Regions from separate parts of the Homo sapiens genome. Here all the other regions are linked to region 3. A link is a contact called in ENCODE Hi-C or POLR2A ChIA-PET data. All regions are on one chromosome and are shown on one strand. Each heading gives the region's core, a stretch centred on a gene start or an enhancer-like site at or near the end of the contact. The rest is flanking DNA. Distances are from core to core; before and after follow the strand shown. Region 1 overlaps UBE2E1 (ubiquitin conjugating enzyme E2 E1). Region 2 has its middle 43 kb from the start of UBE2E1. Region 3 overlaps UBE2E2 (ubiquitin conjugating enzyme E2 E2).

What was found. Hi-C counts contacts between places; a loop is a spot of excess contacts on that map. ChIA-PET counts read pairs that join two places held with the same protein, here RNA polymerase II (POLR2A). Pooled maps may share reads with other maps.
Region 1: a loop to region 3 is called in a map with no recorded cell type, with 2.4 times the contacts of the local background. The contact joins two enhancer-like sites. A Hi-C loop is called at or near these places in 3 of 37 single-sample maps with no recorded cell type.
Region 2: a pooled map shows a loop between it and region 3 (8-fold over the local background). The contact joins two enhancer-like sites. A Hi-C loop is called at or near these places in 3 of 37 single-sample maps with no recorded cell type and 4 of 50 pooled maps. POLR2A ChIA-PET finds 5 or more read pairs at or near these places in 3 of 52 experiments (AG04450, HEK293 and OCI-LY7).

Annotation. Positions count from the first base shown.
Region 1 is chr3:23,864,786-23,867,485 of GRCh38, reverse strand. All of the region lies in intron 3 of UBE2E1 (ubiquitin conjugating enzyme E2 E1), which reads right to left. Among named protein-coding and RNA genes, the nearest start is that of NKIRAS1, 51 kb to the left of the region's middle. RefSeq lists an enhancer at 1,775-2,534. Within about 2 kb of position 1,450, at least 8 of the 41 ENCODE cell types and tissues checked have a DNase peak (open chromatin) inside an H3K27ac peak, as active enhancers do.
Region 2 is chr3:23,761,732-23,764,431 of GRCh38, reverse strand. No RefSeq gene overlaps it. Among named protein-coding and RNA genes, the nearest start is that of UBE2E1, 43 kb to the left of the region's middle. RefSeq lists a silencer at 1,117-1,166. Within about 2 kb of position 1,296, at least 11 of the 41 ENCODE cell types and tissues checked have a DNase peak (open chromatin) inside an H3K27ac peak, as active enhancers do; they include OCI-LY7, where a contact is called at or near this core.
Region 3 is chr3:23,219,947-23,222,646 of GRCh38, reverse strand. All of the region lies in intron 3 of UBE2E2 (ubiquitin conjugating enzyme E2 E2), which reads right to left. Among named protein-coding and RNA genes, the nearest start is that of UBE2E2, 18 kb to the right of the region's middle. Within about 2 kb of position 1,411, at least 3 of the 41 ENCODE cell types and tissues checked have a DNase peak (open chromatin) inside an H3K27ac peak, as active enhancers do; they include OCI-LY7, where a contact is called at or near this core.

The DNA of each region.
Region 1 (2,700 bases), core at 201-2,700, 640 kb before region 3:
TGGAAGATTTGAAATGGGTGAATTTAATTGTGTATAAATTACACCTCAACAAAGTTGATGATAATTTATCCAAATATAAGCAAAACCAAAGTTTGAACTCAATTCTCCAGAATTTATTACATACAGGTTTGTTCTGACCTACTATTTGTACATCTAAAGTATCACTCCAAGAACCAACATAAATCAAAGACAGAAAAGTACCCTAACACAATTGCAGAGAAATATATAATTTTCAAAGTTCCTTCACAAACTTTGACTTCTTTTGATCTTTGCCTAGAATCTTTGAATCAGGAAAGGTAACATTTATCCATTTTAAAGATGAGGAAAATAAAATACATAAAATATAAAAAAGACAAGAAGAAAGTAATACAAAATAAAGAAATACATTTAAAAACAAACAAAGAGAAAAAAAAAAAAGATGAGGAGAAGGATTCAGGATTAAGTGATTTGTTTGTACAAAGTCAGAAAGCCTGGAAGTCAGTTCTGGCTAATGGCAATCCAGGTTTTCTTAAGGTGATATATTTTTACTACACCCATGAAGCTTAAAATAAAGTTACCTGTCTTTGGACTCAACACAAAAGTTGTTTAATCACAATTACTGGTCTGCCTTTCCTACCTTATTATTTCATTTCTCTTTCACATTTGGATGGAAGCCAGGATTAAATAAGAACAAGAAAATCTTGTGATCTGCCAAAAGGTGTTATTTAAATTTCTTAATACCAAAAATTAAATCACTTTATTTGCAGAAATCAATTAGGTGAAAATAAAAGCATACCACACACAGTACTTAGTGTGGAGAGGAATTTCGATAATAATGTGACAACTCCAAAAATGCAGAGAATCCCCCACCTTAATGAAAACCAAAGACATTTTGGGGAAACAAGCATCAGTTCAATTACAGTCCAAACGTTATGCCCCTAAGCTGCAAAGAGAACAAGAAAGATGCACAATTCTTTTTTCCCCCTAGAGCTAAAAAAAAGCAGGTATAGAACATGAGACCTACTTTCTCCAGCTCAGAAGTTAGGTTGGTCCCACAGTCCAGGAATTCAGATCCACTTCACTCTATTCCATTCTAGTTCACAGTGGCACTGGGAGGTCCAGCAGTCATTAGAATGACCTGCACTGAAATGTGAGGTCAACCCCTGCCTGAGGATACAATATCACCCACTGCTCAATGCTCTGTGAAGCTGAGGCCTCTGCAACTTCTTTGTTCCCTCCCTCTCCACTGCAGGATCCACAACTCAGAACTACCAGGAAATAACAGGGTCAGGAGGTGAGGAGAGCTATTTACTGCACTTGGGGGAATCACTGGCTTCTTTCTTGGCCCCGGCTGGCCTGGAGAGACAAGAGGAAGGCTGTTTATATTTGCATAGGGCTGAGAGACTGAATGAGTGAGGTTATGCCCTGCATGTCAAATACAGGGCTGGGCTTGGAGGGGAGGGTCTGGTTGCTTTCTCATTGCCAACTCTTTCACCCAGGCGAATCCTTGGTCCTGCTGTCTACACACACCCTTCTAGCTGAGCAGTAGACAATAGCTTTCAAAAGGCTAGATGCTGCAGCAGCAGCAGCAGCTAAAGAGGCCCACAGATGGAGGGCTGATGTGGGACATTTCACAGCTACCTAAACGTAACAAGCCTAGAATGACTGGTAAGCAAATACTGGTGGCCACTGGTCAGGCACGAAACTGGCTTGTAAGTTAACAGACGGCAGAGTCATATGCTACTTCATGTTGGTATCAGTTGGTTTCTAAAATGATTCAAACAGTCATTTAATACCAAGAAGTCCAAAGCATTATCCCCAAACAGAGAAGGGTGCTGACTTACAAACATGTCCTATTCCAGCCAAGTGCTCACAGGTGTGAGCCAGCACTTTGGAAGTCCGAGGCAGGCAGACTGCTTGAGCCCAGGAGTTAGGGACCAGCATGGGCAACATTGTGAGACCTCATCTCTAAAAAAATACAAAACACAGCCGGGCATGGTGGCATGCACCTGTCATCGCAGTTACTCGGGAGGCTAAGGCGGGAGGATCACCTGAGCCCTAGGAAGTTGAGGCTGCAGTGAGCCGAGATTGCACCACTGCACTCCGGCCTAGGTGAGTGACAGAGTGAAACTCCATCTCAAAAAAAGGACTAAGTCTTAACTGACTGAAGAGTCTCCTGCTAGCCTTGAAGAAGCAAGCTCCTATGACATAAACTACCTAAGAAAAGGGCTAGAGAACTATGAGCGGCCTCTAGGAGTTGCCTGGGCCTCAGTCCCATAGCTGCAAGGAACTGAATTCTGTCAACAACTATGTGACCTTGTAAGAGCTACAGATGAGGACACAGGCCAGCTGACTCCTTGACTACAGCCAAGAGAGACCCTGAGCAGAGGGCTCAGCTAAGCTATGCCTGGATTCCTGACCCACAGTAACTGTGAGATACTAAATGTGTGTATTGTTTTGGGCTGCTAAATTTGCAGTAATTTGTTACACAGAAAGAGAAATCCTGACAGTCTGAAATTTATTTTCAGAAGAAGTTGAAACAGAGGGTCTCTGCACCAGTGGTCATTAACATGGATGAGGGCAGAGGTGCTGTACTGAAAAAGAGCTTATGCATGCAGGACAGTAAGACCCCAGTTTTCTTTCTCCACTCAGCTCCCAGAACACAGGCCGGCCTTCGCCCTCCAGGCAGTCTCTTCTGGGGAATATGAGCGACTCAGAGGA
Region 2 (2,700 bases), core at 47-2,546, 540 kb before region 3:
AAAATGTGAGGGAAATTAATTAAAAGTATTTATTTTGCCCCAATTAGAGATGAACTATGGGGGGCTCTAGCAGAGAATAGCAAAGACCCCTGTGGAACTATGAGATCCCTGTAAATATTCTGAGATGCAACTACATAGCTTCAGACCCTGGAATGGGAGGGAAACCCCTGCATAGGGAGCAGTAAATTACCAACTTCTCCAGTAAATGAGAAAGTGACTCTGCTGGCCACTGGGAGCGGGGCTGCAGAAGCCCTATGAGGTTTTCTGGAGGAATCCTGCTTCCGTTCCTTCCCATTTCCCAGGTTTGGCTCAACACCGTGATCCATGGTTACTGCGACCCTCAGGAAATTGCTGCTGTGGGAGCCTCCTCTTTTCCCAATCTACCATGCATACTCTTATTAGTCTTCAGACAATAATAATAATAATAATAATAATAATTATTATTATTATTATTATTATTTTGATGGAGTCTCGCTCTGTCGCCCAGGCTGGAGTGCAGTGCGCGATCTCGGCTCACTGCAAGCTCCGCCTCCCGGGTTCATGCCAATCTCCTGCCTCAGCCTCCCCAGTAGCTGGGACTACAGGCGCCTGCCACCATGCCCGGCTAATTTTTGTGTTTTTAGTAGAGACGGGGTTTCACCGTGTTAGCCAGGATGGTCTCCATCTCCTGACCTCGTGATCCGCCCGCCTCGGTCCCCCAAAGTGCTGGGATTACAGGCGTGAGCCACCGCGCCCGGCCTCAAAAATTAATTTTGAAAATAATGATATAATCTTTAAAAGAATTGTATTTCCAGTGGGCAGCACTCGCTTGATACAGAGCAGCAGGGCCATGTAACCTGGCTTCTAAATCATCACCTCTTTGGGTCCGCACGTATTTTTTATTTTTTATTTTTCATGCTTCAAATGCACCTTTGCAGAAGGAGATGAACTGGGGGACATGTTAGCGCCTCCACGGGCCTGCTGAGCTCTGTTGGCTGCGTGTGCTAAAAATAACTGGAGAGGTTAAAAAAATGTTGAAGCAGATTTAGGGGCTCTTCTGGAAAATGAAACACAGAAGCTGGGCCCTGGGTGGTTCTATTTAAAGCCGATCATCATCTCATCCATTCCTGTGGATTTACATGCGAAGACTCTACTCCCCAGCGGCTGGCTGAGGGAAGGAGGGTCTGATCTGCGTTAGGACTCACCTCCTCCCACGACCCTCTGCAAAGCAGCAGCTGTCCAGAGAAAAAGGAGTGCGCTGGGTCTGGCAAGCAGCTCAGTTCTTTCCTTCCACAATTGTCCCTTTGAATTGAGGAAAGCGAAAATAAAGTTTTCAAGGCCAATTTCACAATTTCATCTTCTGTGAAAAGCAAAATCAACGAGGCTATGAAAAATTACAAGCAGTTAAAACACTTTCATGTCGTCTTTCCCAGAGAGAGAGAGAGAGAGAAAGAGAGGAAATCAGACTGCTTTGTTCAAAGCAACGGCCAACTCAAGCCCTTTTTTTTCTTTCTTTCTTTTCCTTTTTTTTTTTTTAAACACATCTGGTCTCAATCTTTATACACCAGTGGACAAAAGCAATTAGACAGCTCTGTTTTCCACGTCATAATAATGGAAGTCATATATTTTCCATGGCTGTCTCATTTGGTTACCCAGCTCTGCAGAAATGGACTAAATGGAATTTAAAATGTGGGTCTTTTCTTGACAGTGTTGTTAGTGACCTGAGGGATAAGTGCTCCAGCATCTTCTAGAACCACCAGAAGTGAAAGAATAGATATTGCAAGTGTAGGCAAATAAACCTCAACGTAATTTACATGCCTGTGGGACAGGCCCTTCACAATCCTGTCTTTCCAACAAGCCCGGGGGGACAGGGATGCCTTTTTAGGATGGGTTCAGATTTGGAACGATCTCTTGACAAATCTGCTAGAGGATGCTAGAGGAGCTTTCATTTAAGGTGAAACTTCCGCTTTCTCATTGTATTGGTGAGAATTCTCTTGGTTGCCAGGGAGAGTCAACCTAACCCAGCCTGAGTAAAACAGAGAATTGGTTCGTATAACTAACCATAAGAAGACGAATCTGGTCAGACTCAACTGATTCCGAGGCTTCTTGCAATGCTATCTTCTTTTCTGCTCCCTCCACCTCTCCCGAGATTAGCAACTCCAAGAAAAGGATTGGCTTGGTATCAACAGTTCCAGCAATAATTCTGTAGTTATTCTCACTAAGTCAGGTGCCCATCCTTAAAATGGCTACAGGCTTGGGTCAGTGGTCCATTCCTGAAGATGAGAGTGGGGTCTGCTCCATCAAACCACAGGACTGAGATTGGGTAGGGCCTGACTCCACGAAAGAAAATTGTGTTTCAGCTTCAAAAGAAGAAGGGATGGATGCAAGATGCCATAGCTAGCCTATGTGGGACCCTTGTGAGTTGGAAACAGGCACCCCCTCCAGGCTGATGCAGACCTATGCCCCCACTTCTTGGGGAGCAGATGGCACCTTTGACCTGCCTTCCTCTGGGCAGAAGAAAACCCACACCTAGGACAGATAGTTGAGTGAGCAGAACTAAAGGTGGATATTGACTCAATTGACTCCTTGGCAGGACAACATTGTGCTGTGTGACAGACACCTGAACACTGTAAGTGGTGGCACTGGTGGGCAGGAAAACCAACATATGTCCTCCACATCCACCCCCAACCATTCTAAAATAGATGCCTTACCCCAAGTTTT
Region 3 (2,700 bases), core at 162-2,661:
GACTCATGGTTCCACCTGGCTTGAGAGGCCTCACAATTATGGTGAAGGTGAAAGGTACGCATCACATGGTGGCAGACAAGAGAAGAATGAGAGCCAAGTAAAAGGGGTTTCCCCTTATAAAACCATCAGATCTCGTGAGACTTATTCATTACCACAAGAACAGTATGGGGGATACCACCCCCATGATTCAATTATCTCCCGCCAGTCCCTCCCACAACACGTGGGAATTATGGGAGCTACAATTCAAGATGAGATTTGGGTGGGGACATTGCCAAAGCATATCAGTATATATCAAAAAGAAAGGAGATTAATGTATCAAAGAGATATCTGCACCTCCATGTTTACCCAAGTACCATTCACAATAGCTAAAATATGGAACCAACCTGAGTGCCCATTAACAAATGAATGAATAAAGAAAATGTGGTATATACACACAATGGAATATTTAATTCAACCATAAAAAAGAATGAAATCCTGTCATGTGCAGCAACATGGATGGAACCACAGGCAAGGTTAAGTGAAATAAGCCCAGCAGAGAATGACAAATGTCACATGTTCTCACTCTTACATGAGAGCTAAAAATGTAGATCTCAAAAATAGAGAGTAGACTGGTAGTTACCAGAGGCCAGGAAGGGGAGTGGGGGGATCAAGAGGAAAAAAAGAATATAAATATATAAATGTATATTCACTGAACTTTACACTAAAAATGGTAAAGATGGTAAATCATGTATGTATATTTTACCTCAATTAAAAATATTTTTAAAAAAGAAATACTTGGGTAATCAAGTTCAAGACCAGCCTGGCCAACACGGTGAAACCCCGTCTCTACTAAAAATACAAAAATTAGCCAGGCATGGTGGCGCACGCCTGTAATTCCAGCTACTCGGGAAGCTGACCCAGGAGAATCGCTTGAATCCAGGAGGTGGAGCTTGCAGGGAGCCAAGATCACGCCATTGCACTCTAGTTTGGGCGACAAGAGCGAAACTCCGTCTCAGAAAAAAAAAAGAAGTACTAACGCATGCAGCAACATGGATGAACCTTGAAAATATTACACTTTGTAAAAAAAATTTTAAAAGCCAGACACAAAAAGCACACAAGATTTCATTTATACAAAATGTCCAGATAAGGCAAATCTATAGAAACAGAAAGTAGACTAATTGCTGCCGAGGGCTGGTGGTGAAAGAGCTGGGGGAAAATGGGGAAGGAGTGACTGCTAAAAGGCATGGATTATTTTTTGGGAGGTATCAAAATATTGCAAAACAGACTGTGATGATTACAAAACTCCGAGACTATACTAAAAACCTAAAAGTATAAGTGAATTTTACACTTTATATCTCAATAAAGCTGTTATCAAATAAAAGACAAAATTAAAAAGCAGCGCCAGTGTTCCATGAGCAGATTCTTGAAACACATAGAAATAGAAGTGTAAACTGCTAGTATAACTACATCCTCTTTTTTGGTTTACTTCCTCCTTTTACTTGTTCAATTACTAGACCAAAAATCAAAATCCAAATAAATCATTTTACCTTAGTCTTTTCTTCCAAAAAGTAATAAGGATTCTCTGTCATTCCCCTGCTCGTAAACCTAATACAAACTTTAGCAGTAGCAGATCATAATAGCATTTGAACAAGTTAGCTTCTCTGTGATACAGAGGAGCAAGTTATCCTTTGGATGATGACGATTTTAATTTTAATTTTTATCTGGAGATTTGCTGGCCCACTAGCTGCCAGTTCTCCACTAGCACCGAGGAAGTATAAATGAACACACTGACATGCACAGATCTAAGATCTTGCTTTTAACAATTTGTGAAGAACTGTGAAAGTTACAACCTGTAGTCATTTATAAGGGGCAGTGAATCTACCTGTTAGAGGTCTGTAAGGATAAAGCATCAATTTGACCCACTCTATCCATCTAAGCTGGTGTGCAAGGCACCAAGGTAACGAGCAATTCTAACCAACTGCCCAGCACCTCTAACTCAGCAGTAGTATGAAAACATTTATTGATCAGTGGATCTGTGAAGGCCTCAGGATAGAACCCTTGCAAATGTCATGGGTCAGTTATGTTAGCCAACATGACAGTTAAGGCCAAGAAAAATATATTCCACTACTTATAGGAAATACTCTAAGCATATACCAAATTTCACTCAAATGAAGTGTAATTTTCTATGCCTATGGCCCTACAGACGCTACGATTTTATGAGCAGAAATTTTTTCTTAGCTATAAAGTTTTGTTTTAAAATATTTACCCATTAAACTGTGAGTAATGTTTTTAAAAAGGATGACATATTTAACCCAACTTCAAAAATAAAACTATCTTACTGCATTTTTACTTCAAAGACAACAATAAAGTGAGAAAAAACTGAAATATGTAGAGGCAAATATCTCCTACATGAAATAATTCAATCTATTAAATCATTTGTAGGTGTTCTTTAAAATAATATTTGTTTATTCAAAACCTGAAAAAAAATTAACCAATACTATATTAGAATAACTTCCTCTAAAAATGCCTTACATAAAACTTTATCTACACTGAATGCTGTGATTCGGGGTGACTTGATAGTCTCAACTTCTTTAAATAACAGATTTGCACAACGCTTAAACACATACAGTTCCTTCAATATGATTCCAAAAGAAGCTTAACTAGATATCACCTAAGAGATGCACCAAAATTCAGAGGTTCCATCTAACCTGACAAACACAC